Linked DNA regions of Mus musculus: all the other regions are linked to region 1. Evidence: chromatin loops called from intact Hi-C (ENCODE). Cell type or tissue: heart. All regions are shown on one strand.

Evidence for each region. Hi-C counts contacts between places; a loop is a spot of excess contacts. Peaks named below come from ENCODE experiments on the same cell type or tissue, not always from the same donor. Only the 100,000 strongest peaks of a DNase experiment are listed, where the experiment ranks them.
Region 2: a loop joins it to region 1, with 2.4 times the contacts of the local background. A loop is called at or near these places in 3 of 42 quality-filtered maps.
Region 3: it touches region 1 in a loop (3-fold over the local background); 6 of 42 quality-filtered maps call a loop at or near these places.

The regions. Positions count from the first base shown.
Region 1 is chr10:7,208,614-7,213,613 of GRCm38, forward strand. It overlaps Cnksr3 (Cnksr family member 3), which reads right to left and starts at 3,624. Exons shown (of 13, transcript NM_172546.2): 1 at 3,019-3,624. The coding sequence starts at 3,070. In heart, a CTCF peak has its summit at 2,920; DNase peaks (open chromatin) are centred at 2,928, 3,658 and 4,208; H3K4me3 peaks cover 3,241 bases; H3K27ac peaks cover 2,542 bases.
Region 2 is chr10:7,331,056-7,336,055 of GRCm38, forward strand. No RefSeq gene overlaps it. Among named protein-coding and RNA genes, the nearest start is that of Cnksr3, 120 kb to the left of the region's middle. In heart, a CTCF peak has its summit at 2,484 (motif pointing right); a DNase peak (open chromatin) is centred at 2,496.
Region 3 is chr10:7,135,940-7,140,939 of GRCm38, forward strand. It overlaps Cnksr3 (Cnksr family member 3), which reads right to left. Exons shown (of 13, transcript NM_172546.2): 6 at 4,380-4,499; 7 at 2,416-2,475. Among named protein-coding and RNA genes, the nearest start is that of Cnksr3, 74 kb to the right of the region's middle. In heart, no CTCF peak of the experiment used is centred here; no DNase peak of the experiment used is centred here.

The DNA.
Region 1 (5,000 bases):
AATGAAATAGGATACCTGTCATCTCATGTTTTCTTTCTGAGACCATGTAGAATAACATACTTGTATGCTGATGGCTCCTCCACCAGCACAGGATATTAATAAATTACATCATGAGGACACTGTGGGCCTACTCCTAAGTGTGCCAAAGGTTCTTGGTGTGTTCTGCGCATTGCCCTGGGAAGAAAATCCTGGGAAAATGTATAAAACAGCATCTAAGCACCTTGGTCAAACACTGTTCACCAAGCGGCTGAGCATCTCCATGCCTTGATTTTCTCAAGTGGCGAATGAGATAGCGGTTCCTGCCTCAGAGGTGATAGTACATATTAAAATGAGCCGATGCTTACCTAATACCCAACTCTGTGCCTGAGACTGTTAATATTTACTAGGCACCTATTCATGTCATGGTAAAGCCCTCGATGATGTAGCCAAAAGTTAATAATAAAAGCCAGATGGGTTGTGTTTACCCAGCACCGTGCATGCATTCTGGACATGGCTCTGTAATATTGACATAAGCACGGTCTATAGATGTGGCTGATTATAGCTGGTGCTTTTGACAGTGCTCCTCACTGCCACACTGACAGTCACAGAACGGCAAGGGTGACATGTGTAGGACAAGCTGCTTTTCCTGGGGATGTAGTTTACAAAGTGGGAGCCATGCTGAGAGACTAGCAGAGACAGCTAAAAACAACCCGCGAAGCAGACAACTGTCAACCACTTATTACAAGGTCAGTACCCATGCAGCATGATAGCAAGAAACCTTCACGTAATAAGTCATGAAAGCTGGAAGAACATGGCCTCTTCCATTCAAGAGTTCAGCAAGTACACTTATTTATTTATTTGGAGATCGAAACACAAATAATTTCCACCTTTTAACTTACCTACTTCTTGTATGTATGTATGTATTTAAAGATTCTAATGCAAAGCATCCAGGCCAATCTTGGATGTTGCCATCACAGTATGTAACCTAAAATGAGTGAACATCCGGGGTCCTGAGCTCGACCACCACGACTGCTCGTTCAGGGCAGCACAAGAGTTTTCCTAGATGAAAGTATCCTCAACCAAGCCTTAAAGCCAAAGGTACCCCAAAATGTGTTTTAACATTTCTTCCTTTTAAATCAATGACAATAATAGGATGAGAATTAACATTTTTCTCCCTTCTAAGAGAAATGAAGGAAAAAACAAAGGGGAGAGAGGGCCTCTCTCTCTCTCCTGTGTGCCTGTTAACCATTTTTCTGTTACCTTATCAAGTCTGGCAGAGCCACAGGAAAGCCAGCGTGATCCTCTGACACCTCTTCATGAGACTAGAACAGTACCATAAACAAAGATAGAATATGAGCCATAAGCCTGAGCCATGTTACCACTAAACGTAGAAGCCCTAATTCAGAAAATAAAAAGTAAACAGTTGGAGTTAATTTTAGTAGTATATTTTATTCAAAATACCATCTCATCGATATGTAATAAGTAGGAAAATCGTTAATATTTTCTACTCCTTCTTCACACTGAGTCTCCAGACACCCTGTGCATTGCATACCTAGTACCTGGCAATAACAATCAGCCACATGTCAAGGACTTGAGAGTAAATGTAGCTACTGGCTCAGCAGGCTCTGAGGACCCCTCCATGGTAGTCAAGCAAGCCATCTGCTTCCTCTCAGCAAGCTAGCTGGAGCACCTGGTACCGTCTTCAGTACAAGTTACACTTCAAGTTAAGGGAAGGGGCTTAAAATAACTTAAGTCTACTGCTGCTAACCATGTTTTACTGCTCACTCAGCCAGAGTCACTCAGGCCTATGTAGTCATCCTTTTTCCCATGGCTTTACTTTGAGAGTCCTGGAAAAGTCTGGCCGATAGAAAAAACCTACTTCCTAAGACAGTATTCTGTGTTTTCCTCCAGAAGCCAGGGATAATCAGACATACACCAGACTCTTCACTACCTGGACAGCCCCTTTCCAGTGACCTATATAAGACACTGGCTTGAGAAATGACAGGATGGGGTTTCCATTGTCACAGACGGGTAGGGCAGCTTGAAAGATAATCTGAACACACCAGCATCACTGACTACTCACGTCTACTGAGACGAACAAAAACAAAGGGAGAGAGAGTGCTTAGCCAAGTCTTCACCTGGAAGACCAATGGGGGTTTGGGAGCAGGGGTGGATAACTTGAAACAGATGTTGAAGTGAGGAGGTGGGACCCCTGAGATTCCACTGGTTGATTTCGGTAAACTTTGTACTATTGAAAGAGGTCAAAGAGAGCTGAGTAACTCTAGCAACTATCCCTAGCAATCACGGGAGAGACAAGATAAAGTAACAGGGACCCTTCCACTCCTGCTACACCGTCCAGCACCCACTGAGTTTCCTCTTCCCGAGTACTGTACAGAACCAGACTGTAGTCCAGACACTCGGCTCCCTCTCAGTGCTTAACTGGCCTCAAAACGCTGCGCCCTTGGGGGTCCTGGCGCCTCCAGAGCTGAGTCCCTGCCTCTGCGGGAGTCCTGGCGCTAGGGTCCTCGCAGGCGCGAAAGCCCGTTCGCCCTCTCCAACCCAAACAAACAGGCTGGGCTGGCCGCAGGAGCCTTCGTCTACCTGCCCAACTGCCAGGTCACGCCCGCGAACTGCTCTGGGCCCGCAGCCTTTACTAGATCCAGGGCCAGGGGCAGTCACCCACACAAAGACGCCTTGTGCCTCTGCGCTTGGCTACAGGCAGCAAGTCCACCGTACCCGAACTGGCAGAGAGAGTGCCCTGGCGCCAAATCCCAAGCCCCACATTCCCAGCCAATCTTCCACGGAAAGGCCATCCCATAGCTCCCTGACTTAAATATAGGTGTCCAGTCGGCTGCAGTCAACGCGCACCCCCACCGAAAGAAACCGATCGGAGCAGGCGCACCAGAAAGAGACGCACAAGCCGCTCAGTAGAAGTTTGCTTTGTCGCCGGCAGGAGGGGCAGAGCACTCCAGTGCCCAACTCTTGGCCCGCCCCATCTCCCCGGCTGTAGGGCGCGGGGGTCCTCCACGGCTCGCTCACCTCTAGTCCAGTCCACCACTTGTTTGGGGCTCCACTTGGTCACGGGCTCCATGGTAAGCAGCTTCGCTGTCCGCTGGGCTAGGCAATCGACAGGAGTCCTGCAGCCTGCGCCCGTGGTTGTCCCCTGCGTGTGCCGGGAGTCCGCTCAAGCCTGCATGGCCGCAGTCAGCGGGCCATCGCGCTGCGGTTTCTGCGAGGGAAGCGCGGCCCTGGGTCTCTGCGCACGGGACAGCTATGTCCCGTACGGCTGCTCCCCGCAGCTACCGCTGTCCAGATGCAGTTCCCCCGACGCCGCTCTCTGCTACAGCTGCTTCTCCGCAACCACCGCAGCAGCGGGAGCAGGTTGCAACCTCAAACCCCAGGCCGGGGCTGCCCTGGCGTGGGACTCTTCTGGCCGGGAACTTCTAGGTCGGCTGGCCCTCCGCGGCTCCTGCGAGCGGTGTCCGTCCCCGAGGTCCCCACTCCGCGTGCGCCCCCGCCTCGAGCCTTCCCGCCAGTGGGTCCCACCTCCTGCGCCACCGTCGCGGGCCGCCCGGGCGGAGGAAAAAAGCGGAGCGTGCGCGCTCGGGTTGCAAAGTTTCTGCTCCGCTCGGCGCTGCCGGAATAAGAGAGGGGGCGGGGCGGAGCGGGAGCAACACGTGAGAGGGGCGGGGCCGCGATGACGTAGACTCCGGTTTCTTTCCCTCCTACGTCCCAGCTCCGGACGCCAGGGATCTACTTTTCCTCTTCAAGGGGTGGGCTGGAGCTGCAGCCTGAGTCCTGGAGAGCCGCTTGGCTCCGAAGAGGTCCCAGCTTAGTGGCAGCTGAATCCTGTAAACAGGTTTTTTTGTCTTTGTGTGTTGGTTTGAGATGTGTCTGTTCTCGTTTTTAAAAGCTTCGAGTCGCAATCTCGCCTTAGCTATTCAGCCTTTTAAGTTTCCTAAAGTAGGCCAGTTGTGTGTGTTTTGGACAAATGGATGGCGGTGTGCCACTGCTCCAAGGCCGCTACAGTGTATCAACTCTTCGGTTTAATAACACCAGAATGGCAGCTCTTTGAGTTGTGTTTTGACATAATGTAATAGTCATATTTTCAAAATGACCTAACGCTCGATTCAGATTAGTCATTAACCCTGAGGCGAAAGTTGTCAGCGAGCCAAAAAAGAAAAGAAAAAAAGAGAGAACCTTGCCTAGTTCAGCCTCTGACAGGGAGAGGAAAGCCCTTTCTGTACTACAAGCCTCAATTTGGAAGCAGAGCGCGGGTCTGGGGAAAACCCTATAACCGGTGTTTACCTCCCTCCCACACACATGCAGACACTCTTTTGGCCCTAGTGAAGTCTTCTTTCAATTATAGTTATTGATTTCCATCTTCCCCTGAGCAACTATTAACCCTATCCAAGGAGGAAGCTGCTTGTTATTGGGGTATATTGAGCTGGATCTGATCTTCCCCTTCCAACTACTTATCTTCTGAAGTAAGGGAGTGGCTAGTGTTTATTGATTCAGTAAATACCCGCAGTTGCTTTCCCTGCACCAACCACTGCGTTCATATTTCCTCTGTTAGGATAGCTGCTCTCTATTACACGTGAGAATCACTGCTAGCACCCAGCTATCTGTTGTATAGTGAGTGTTTTGGGTGTACAGCGTACACACTGTCTTAGCCTTCCTGAGCAATTCGTCTATGCAATGGAGAGGTACAACTATCAAAAATAGCGATTTTTTTTTTTTAACCAAGAGTAATTACCCAACCCAGAAACTTGACACCGGCCATGAGAAAATTCCTGGTAGAGTAGCTGCCCTCTTTTTAAGAAATGATCTTTGACATCTGTCTTTCCTTAACCATCTTGACCTCTGCACAGTGGGAACTGTGCCTACAGTTTCGAAAATAGCTATATGATTAGATGACCAAGCAAGTAATTCATCTATAAACAGTGCTGCCTTCCAAAGGGGACACAGTAGTAACGAAGTTGAAAGACGATGAATCTGGCTGCATAACCCCTGGAATCACA
Region 2 (5,000 bases), 120 kb after region 1:
CATCCAAACGCTGACACCATTGCATACACTAGCAAGATCTTATCGAAAGGACCCAGATGTAGCTGTCTCTTGTGAGACTATGCCGGGGCCTAGCAAACACAGAAGTGGATGCCCACAGTCAGCTAATGGATGGATCACAGGGCTCCCAATGGGGGAGCTAGAGAAAGTACCCAAGGAGCTAAAGGGATCTGCAACCCTATAGGTGGATCAACATTATGAACTAACCAGTACCCCGGAGCTCTTGACTCTAGCTGCATATGTATCAAAAGATGGCCTAGTCGGCCATCACTGGAAAGAGAGGCCCATTGGACACACAAACTTTATATGCCCCAGAACAGGGGAACGCCAGGGCCAAAAAGGGGGAGTGGGCGGGTAGGGGAGTGGGGGTGGGTGGGTATGGGGGACTTTTGGTATAGCATTGGAAATGTAAATGAGCTAAATACCTAATAAAAAATGGAAAGAAAAAAAAATAAATAAATAAAAAAATAAAAACGAGAACAAGATTTATGTGTATTATAGGATGCAATATTTTAAAAATGAAGGCTTTGTTCATGGGAATATTAATATGGTCATTTTATTAACCTTCAAAATGATTTAAGATCTAAATAAATTGCTTTCCATTTCCACTATAAAGCATCCCAAGTGAGAGACACCATGCCTTAGCTGCTAACAGCGAGCTGCCCCTGAAACTCAGGGTGGACATGGGATGTGGGGGTGGGAGGAAGGAATTATGGAGGGAACTTCAACTCTTTCCAAAGGGACAAGACATTTAGCAGATTTAGAGTTTTATGCTCCCCAAACTTTTAACACTGAAACAAAAATTCTCACCAAAGGGTACAGGCTGCATTGACCAAAACAAACAAGCAAGCAAACAAGAAAACGAGATTGGCTAGCAATACATAAAATATTACCATCTATAAAAATCAAGAGATACACGTCAAAATGACCAATGGCTCAAAGATAAAAATAGCAAAAAAATTTTTTTGAAATATTTTATATGATAACAAAAAGTATAACAAAAGTGTGTCCTATTTAAGGAATACTTATAGTCATTACATATTAGGGGGAAATCCAGTTTAAAGCCACGAGCTGAGCATACTCAAGAAAGTGGTTGAAAACATAGAAAATAAACTCAAAGCTTTTCACAAGTTAGTAATAAGACACAAGCATAGGGTTAGGGAAGCAGCTGAGTGTATGAAGTGTTTGCTGCATACACATGAGGACCTGAGTCTGCATTCCCAGCACCCACATAAGAAGCAGAGCACCGTGGCCATGCCTAAAACCTCAGCATTAAGTAAGCACATACCAGAGCTTTCTAGTTAGCCACGTGTACTAGTCAGGGTTCTCTAGAGTCACAGAACTTATATAATGTCTCTATATATTAAGGGAAATTATTACAATGACTTACAGTCTGTAGTACAACCAACCAACAATGGGCAGCTGTGAATGGGAAGTCTGAGACTCTAGTACTTGTTCAGTCCCGAGAGGCTGGATATTTCAGCTGGTCTCCTGTATAAGCTGGAATCCTGAAGAAGTGGGTTCCAGTAGATGCGCTGGCAAGTAAGTGCAAGCAGGAGAAGAACGAATACTTCCTTTCTCCGTTGTCCTTAGGTAGGCCTCCAGCAGAAGGTATGTCCCATATTAAAGGTATGACCCACCATGCCTGAATTTGGAACATGCTCTGTCTCAGGCTGAATCTTGAACTCAGATCTGATTGCCTCTGTCTCCTGGGATTAAAGGTGTGTACCATCTTAGAGTTACGGGTGGCTGTGAGCTGACCAATGTGGGAGCTGGGAACCAAACTTGTCTCCCACTCTTAACAGCACCGATTCTTAACTGCTGAGCCATCTCCCCAGTCCTGAGTCTAGTGTTCTTAAGAAGGTATAACACAACACATGAATGGAAAATGATACAGCCATAAAGTAGTCTGGCACCATCAATCTAGTCTGCCACCATCAGGCTTGGCTGCCACCAACAGGCTAGCTCTCTTACATGGTTAGGATATTTTCTTGGAGTGAAAGGAGTTGGGCATAGCTAACCATTTTGGAAGTGTTTTGTTATTTGGTTTAGGTTGGGTTTTTTATTTTTTTTATTTGTTTTGAGTTTTGATGTTTTGTTTTGTTTTGTTTTTCTAGGCAGGTTATTTCTGTGTAGCTCTGGCTGTCCTGAGACTCCCTCTGTAGACCAGGCTGGCCTCAAACTCACAGATCCACCTGCCTCTGCCCCCCAAATGCTGGGAGTAAAGGTGTGTGCCACCACGCCTGGCTCATAGCTAACAGTTTTGATATGCTCGAAATACTTTTGATTTTTGCCCCCTAATTGTAAATTACCCAAAGAACATCCTGAACTTCTGTTAAATTCCATTAAAAGGGAAAATGTCAAGGTTTGTGCACTAGAGGTCGCCTTCCTAATGGTGGGCATTCAACTGATTACCTTCTGTTGCCTTTTTGAAGAAAGCAAAGTTGGCCAGGTCTCCACAGCAGACATCTATATGACCAGCAGATGGCGCCAGAATGCTGAAGATCCAGAGGTTGCTGCCTTAGCGGAATAGTTCTTTAACAATAGTGTTCATCCCTCAGGGCAGGCTGTGCTAAGTGCATTATTTTAATGGATGTTTAAATATAACGTTATTTTGTTGCCAAGAGAGTCTATGCAAACACGAGTGCGCATGCATGCACATGTGCTCGCGCGCGCGCACGCACACACACATACACACACACACACACACACACACACACACATCGCTTGCCTTCTGAAAGCAAACAAAATAAGATAGGTTGCCTGAGATAAGCTAAAGAGGACAGGAAAGCAACATAGCTGGCAAGAATGACAGCTCAGACTGAGTTTTCACCCTCTTTCCTGTACGACACTCACCGAAACTCACAGACACACCTGAGACAGGAAAGTGAGGAGCCCACAGTGTCGAGCTTTTCCTTTTCCCTCTCTGGGAAACTGGCTTCTTTCTCTCCTCCCAATTCAATTCAGGTAAGTGGTCTAAGCAGGACAGGTTAACTGGGGAGATCTGGATGTGCCAAGGGGACCCACAGTGTCTCAGTGGCTTCCTATGTCGTGTGAGCTCTAACATGCTCTCTCCCGCCAAGCATTTATGCCACTGCTTACAGAGATCCCTGAGGTTCCAGCTGCATCCCTCACCCCCACATAGCCGAGGACTTGTTGTCTCAGGACCTTCACTTGACTCATCCATAGGGAGCTGCGACCTACAGGAGACATACACTAAGGTCTCTCACCTAAATCCAGAGCCTGATGCTCGTCACAACTCTGCTCACTGGTTATTTAATTTGGTGACACTCCAGGAGCAAAATCCCATCCACCAAGGATGAGTGAACTTAGTGTCTTGCTGTTGGGAGTGCTGGCATAGTTAGGACTCACAGGTCCCATTGGAAAGACTAATTTACCTCGCATGAAACCTCGTTACATCAATGCGGTCTGTAAGGAGTGTAGAGAAGTGACTCTTCCTTAGACACGCACTGGGGACATGTCAGGAGTCAGGTGTTCAGATGAGTCACAACACTCTGGATCTGTAAGTTCAAGGCCAGCCTGGTCTACAGAGCAAGTTCTTGAACAGCCAGGGTTACATAGAAAAACCTTGTTTCGAAAAAGCAAAACAACAAATGAAATGCCACCACCTGTATCTGTGCATGTTGTGCATGAGGCATGGGCATGTGTGTGGATGGGTGCATGTATGTGGATGGGTGCATGTGTGTGGATGTGTGCATGTGTGTGGATGTGTGCATGTGTGTGGGTGTGTGGATGTGTGCATGTGTGTGGATGTGTGCATGTGTGGATGGGGGGAGCCAGGGGGCAAACTTCAGCTGTCATTCCTCAGGAGTACTCTACTTTGATTTTTGAAATAGGGCCTCATTGGCAGGGTTATCACCAACCCGCTCAGGTATGTGGGCTGGCCATCGAACCCCAGGAATCCTCCTATGGGAGGAGACAATGTTAACCTGTAAGCCCCACTTGCCCAAGGACAGATAGCTTCCTGGAATGTTGGCGGCTGTGGCTCTTGGGGAATAGCAAGCCATATACTTTTGATCCCTTAAACAATGTTGTTTGCACCGGATATGAATGATTGGATGTGGGTGGGAAATGGAAGGGCAGGAAATATGTCAGAATCTATCCTGGCTCCTGATTGGTCCTGTTGAGGGCCATAGAATTTTGCTCTTCTAAGCATTTACAAAACGTGAGACACAGCCATTTCCAGGGAACTCAAGAGTGGACATGGCCAGAGTCTATCATCATGGCCAACATTTAATTGAAACTTGCTTCAAATTTGGCTCAAAATTGTGAGACGGGTCTTTCTCCTGTAATTTTTCAGGAATAACACTATCTCTGCCTCCCAAACTCTGGGATCACAAATGTGCACCAAAAACAGTCAGAATTTTGAGTGGGGACAGGAAGTAAATCGGATGTCTGTAAATGAACAAAGAAAGAGGTTATTCCTTGAACAATGACAAAATTATCACATGAGCAGGCCATTTGTCAGAAGTGAAATAAAGACTTCAGATCTATGAGAGCCACCTTTGTCTTTTCTGTGTAAATCCTGACTTTGTCAGTCAAACACACAAGTCAGTCAGATTTGTGGAGTAGGACAGTGATTTTGATTCCCCTAGTAAAGGTCTAACTTCAGAGTCCAGCTATACCTTAAATATAAATGAATGCCAAACTCCCACCCACCATCTACCACACACAATGCAGATCTGAAGAAAGTCCTGTTGTTCCATTATCAGCAATAACTGATGGTGGGGCTGAGGAGATGACTCAGTGGAGAAAGCATTTGTAAGCATGAGGTTCAGAGTTCAAATCCCCAAAACCCAGGTAAAAGTCATTCAGGTGTGTCAGCCACCTAAAATCTTGGTACCCTGGAAGCAGAGCTGGATCCCTGGCACAAGCTGGCTAGCTAAACTGGATGGAATTGAATGTTTCAGGTTCAGGAAGAGACCCTGCCTCTATGAATAAAGTGGAGTGTGCTCATAGAA
Region 3 (5,000 bases), 73 kb before region 1:
GATGTAAGCCAAACATGGTGCCAAGAACATTCTTGTTCACTGAGTGAATGAAAACTTTCTGTTTAATACATTTCACACAGTGAAGCAGAAAAGATAAATCTCTGGTTTCTAATTAAACATTATCTAGGTCACTATAATTAATTTTGTAACGTATATGAGTGGGTGAAACTTCAGTTTACAGTTACCTGAGGGCAAAATAGCACCTTTGAACATGAGGCCAGGCAACCAGACTCAAACACACTTGCTGGATTTTTCTCACTTGGCTGCTGCGACAGGCTCAACAAGAAATTAGCAGGCGGTGTTAAACTGCAGAAATGCTGTCTTTGGCTCATCAGGTGAAAGCTCAGAAAACTATGCTGGGTATTTTTTAAAAAGCATCTCGTATGTTGCCATAAGAACAGGCAAAGCCTCCCCCAAGAATAGCATCCAGCTCAACACAGGGAGGACGACACCAACCCAGAGCCTCTTCCTCTTCAGTTGCTTTTAAAACAATGAGTGTTCCTTCCTGCACCTGTGTGTGGACTCCTGAAGTTAGGCCTGACCCCGCGGACATGCTCATCAGCACCATCATCATGCATCTAAGAAAATGCAGGGCTCTGCTAAGAAGAACCTGCTGGCTTTCTGTCAACCTGGAGTGCAGGCTGGGAGCAAGCTTAAGTAGAGAAGCAGTGGGTGATCTCTGACCACCACTGCTCACCTTTATCCAAAGCCTCTAAGGGAAGTCAGAATTAACTCCACTGACACTTGAAGAGCTGGCCTGGAGCTACCCATGGATCACTGTAGAGCACCCTGAGCGCACCCTTGAGAAATAAGATTGTAACTGTTTCTCAGCTACATGACTCAGCCCGGGGTCTAGTAGTTCCAGGTCCTCAGTAACTGCGTGGTGAAAACTAAAGGAATAGGTAATGTCTAAATGGGCTGCCAAATTGAATTAAATGAGCATTTTTTTCCTACTTTTCTTAATCTTTAACTTGATTATGGCCACTTCTGTTCTAAGGTGGTTTCTTTTCAGTTCTGGATGAGAACACCAGAGCAGCCTATATGCAAAGAAACCATAGGTCTGCCACCCAGGTTTATGGTTCTGGTAGTAATCTGCAGAGGAAATAAATACATCTAACTCATCAGCACCATCATCTTAACCTTGATGAACTGAGGGTTCATTTGGGGCATCATTTTATAAGAGATGGCCTAGGAGTCCTTGTTTATGGACATGCAATCTTATTCAAAGGCAGCACTGTTTAGTCTCCCATCCAACTCTTCAAACAAAAAGGACAGAAGACGAGAGCAACCCAGGCCTTCCGGCAGCATCACGCCAGCACACTACACATTTATCAAAGAGTCATATGGCTTCAAGAAGACCTGGGAGAGTCTGGAACTGCCAAGGTCTGGTCAAGCTGGACAACATAACCACCAAATTACAAGACTTTCACCACTCTGAGCAGATGGGGGGGGGGGGTTTACTGACAAATTTCTCCTTGATCAGATACAAGCTTCTTTTCTGCAAGCACAGGAAAGTTGGTGAGATGCTCCTTGCGTCATGCCAATGTCATGCAAAAGCTACCCATAGTTCAGGTTGCAAGAAAAATCGTCACCTAGCTCTGCTTTTTTCAAACTCACACTGTTTGAGAGGATAATGAGGAAGCCCCGGGTTGGGGAGATGGTTCGGTGGGCAAAGTGCTTGCTATGCACACCTGAGACCTAACTTCAGATCTCCAGCACCCAGGTTAAAAAGCTAGGCACAGTGGCATGCTCCTATAACCCTAGAGCTATGGAGGCAGAAAGAGGAGAAATCCTGGGCCTTGCTGGCCAGCCAATCAGTGCTCTCCAGGCTCAAGGAAACATCTGCTCTCAAGGCATAAGGTGCTGGTGAGCACCTGAGGAAAACACTCGGTGTGGGTGTCTCTCCTCCACACAAATCATACCCATACACATGAGAGTGCACACACAAGCATGTACAGAAACATACCTGACACGCACTGCACGCACTACATATTCCCACTAACCCCAGTTCTTCTGTGAGTGACTCACAACAACAGAGAGAACATTATTTTTATACTTTTGGATTCGCACCTCTATGGTGCAAGAGGAATAATTAGCACAAGAGTGAAGGCAAAATAAATAAATAATAAGGAAAGAAAACAAAGACACAAAAACTTGACATGGCACTAGAACCAGAGCAATAAAGGGCAATTTAAATAATAAATTGACAACAGCCTGTTAAGAAGCAGGAGCCGGGCCGTTAAAGGCTAGGCTCAGAGCCAATCGGCTGACGGGATAAATACAACCGGCCATTGTCAGCTCTCACACCAGATAGCATCACGCTAACATCGTGCACACACTTAACCCCAAAGCTCAGAGCTCTGTCAAAGGTGTCTAAGCACACAGGGCTTGTACGCTTCACGGATGCACACTTACATTTTCTGTGGTTCCAGTAATCACATGCAGTCCGTCGTAGGTTGACTTGATGTACATGCCCTAGGGAGAAGCACCGACATGGGAACTCTACTCCAGCTTTCACGGCGAGCTGCCGTGAGACATGAACTTTAAAACACTTAACATTGTGCGCCTGTGTAGGCTTCCGTAACAGCAGGAAACTCAATCCAAAGAGGGAAGGGAGGGAGAGAGAGAGAGAGGGAAAGAAGAGAGAGGGAAAGAGGGAGAGAGGAAGAAAGAATATATGTGTGTGTGCGTCTGTGTGTTTGTGTGTCTAGAGAGAGAGAGAGAAGGAGGGAGACAGGGAGAGAGGGATGGAGGGGGAGAGAGGGAGAGAGAGAACACTAAGCAACTGAATGTAGATGAGATCAGACAGGTAGATAAGTGACTCTTTGATGTTATAACAAACTTATGTACTGGGCACACAGGATTCTGCCACAGTTCTAGGATGGAGGAATTTTCTCAGACCTGCTCAGGGAGCCAGGCATTACAAACAAGGGCTATTCTTCTGTGACTGTTGCTTTTTCCCAGAGAAACAATGCAGTTGGTCCCATCTGGAATCAGTGGTACTCATGGGACAACTTAGGAGAGCCTATTGTAAAGCAGAAGGGGCTTGCAGGTGAAGCGTGTGAACCAGGACGACTGGGAGATCGGATCAGTAAGTGGAACTGCTCTGTGCTAGGGAAAGCCAGAGGGTGGAAGAATACGCTTTTCCTAAGAGACACCTTTAGGCAAACTTGGACAATACCGTGGACAATTCTCTCTATGGTCCGACAGCCCAAATATAAATGTTCCTATTAAACTATTACGAGATGAAGGGAGACCGAGACGGGGGTGGAGGGGAGCACACAGGGAAAACAGTAGTTTTACTCGACATCTATGCTGAATCTGCTCTGTAACCTACACCCCTCAATGTCCCCACCATTCTTCCCAAGGCCTTCGATCTGTACTTAAGAGTGCTTCTGCCCACAGAACTGCACATCCCACCCCCAGTCACTGCTGGGGTAGCTCTATGGTAAGAAAGGAGAATTCCGTCTCCTCCCCCTCATGCACGGATCTGATTCAATCCTTGGCACATCCAGGTATTCCTCCTGGTTTAGACTTAAACTATACAAATCCATCCTTTACTTTGAAAGCCAAGTTACACAGTGTACTAACCACTGAAAATTTAGGCTTGTTAACAGGGACTTCTTTTCTTCTTTCCTGTTTAAGAGACTGCCTTAAAATTCCCTGCTACAATGTATACATCGGTCACTCTGCTTCCAGCTTTATGCCCATCACTAGCAGCAGCAATGGCAACAGTAGCTACAGTCGCCCCTCACACAAGCTCTACACTCAGCCACCTGGCATCAAAGTCCAGAGTCATTCACTCAGCAGGCCTACCTATGAGAAAGCCTACTGTAAGCTCTCTGACTCCAAGGCTCTAAGCTGGTCCATGAGCCTCATGGCTTTCTGTAGCTCTGCAAATGAACCACCTGGGATTCCGGCTGCCTTGTGAGAAGGTGCCTGCAGGCATCCGGAGAGCTGGCTATTCTATACCCTACTCGAGGACAGAGGAAAAAGTTTGAAATTTTCCTAGGAGTCATTTCCTTCCACCAGCCTCTCCTCACACCCATCTTAAGTGCTGACAGAGACTTCCAGAATAGACGTTTTGTTCCCACAGACTCTCTCTCCTCTGTGGTAACGTTTTATATTCCCTTCCATTCCTAAGGCCTAAAAATGAATCTGTTAAGATGAGAGGGTACACTTTTAAAATTATATTTATTTTTATACTTGAAAGATAACCATCTTAACAAAGTCTAAGGTGGCAAATCCCTAACTATATGACACACCATCATACATATCATATCACGCCATTATTCAGAGCTACAGTAAGAACAGGAAGACACAGTTTAATGCTTTAGTAAATGCCAGTATACTGTACTGAAAACCAAGAGAATGCTTACCAGGCCTTCCCCGGGTCTAACATTTGGTAAGTGAACTTCCTCCAGGCAGGCACACTGGCTCATAACAGGGTCTGTAGTAGAGCGCATTGTTTTGTCACAGATGCCATTTAAAACCTTGACCTGGAATTGAGGAAGTTCAATCATTAACCAGGTTTATCGAAAGCTCATTTGTAGAGCAAGGCACCTCACGTGTAATCTCTGGCTCTGGCCAGCACTTGCTGTGACAATCCTGCTCAAGGAACACCTGGCACGGGGCCTCTGTGTCCAAGGTCTGCAGGAATGTCACTACAGTTTCAACTTCCTAAAAAGCACGGCTTTTTATGACCACTGTAAAGCACAAGCCAGGAAGGAACCCCACTGGCAGCAAAGAAGTCACCAGCCACCTAACAGCTTATTCATGTAGGGGTCACCCATGCTTTCTTAGATACTAAATACTGACAAGGGGGATAAGTATTCTACATACTCTAAATCAGTTTTTGTTGTTGTATCGTTTGCAATAAGCTTCAGGTTTTCAGAGCTTGGGAAGGAAATCAAGCAACAAACACATTGTTTCCAGACTTCCTCTCTCCATGCCCGCTTCTCCCATCACTAATATCTATATGGTGTTGCATATTTTTATAG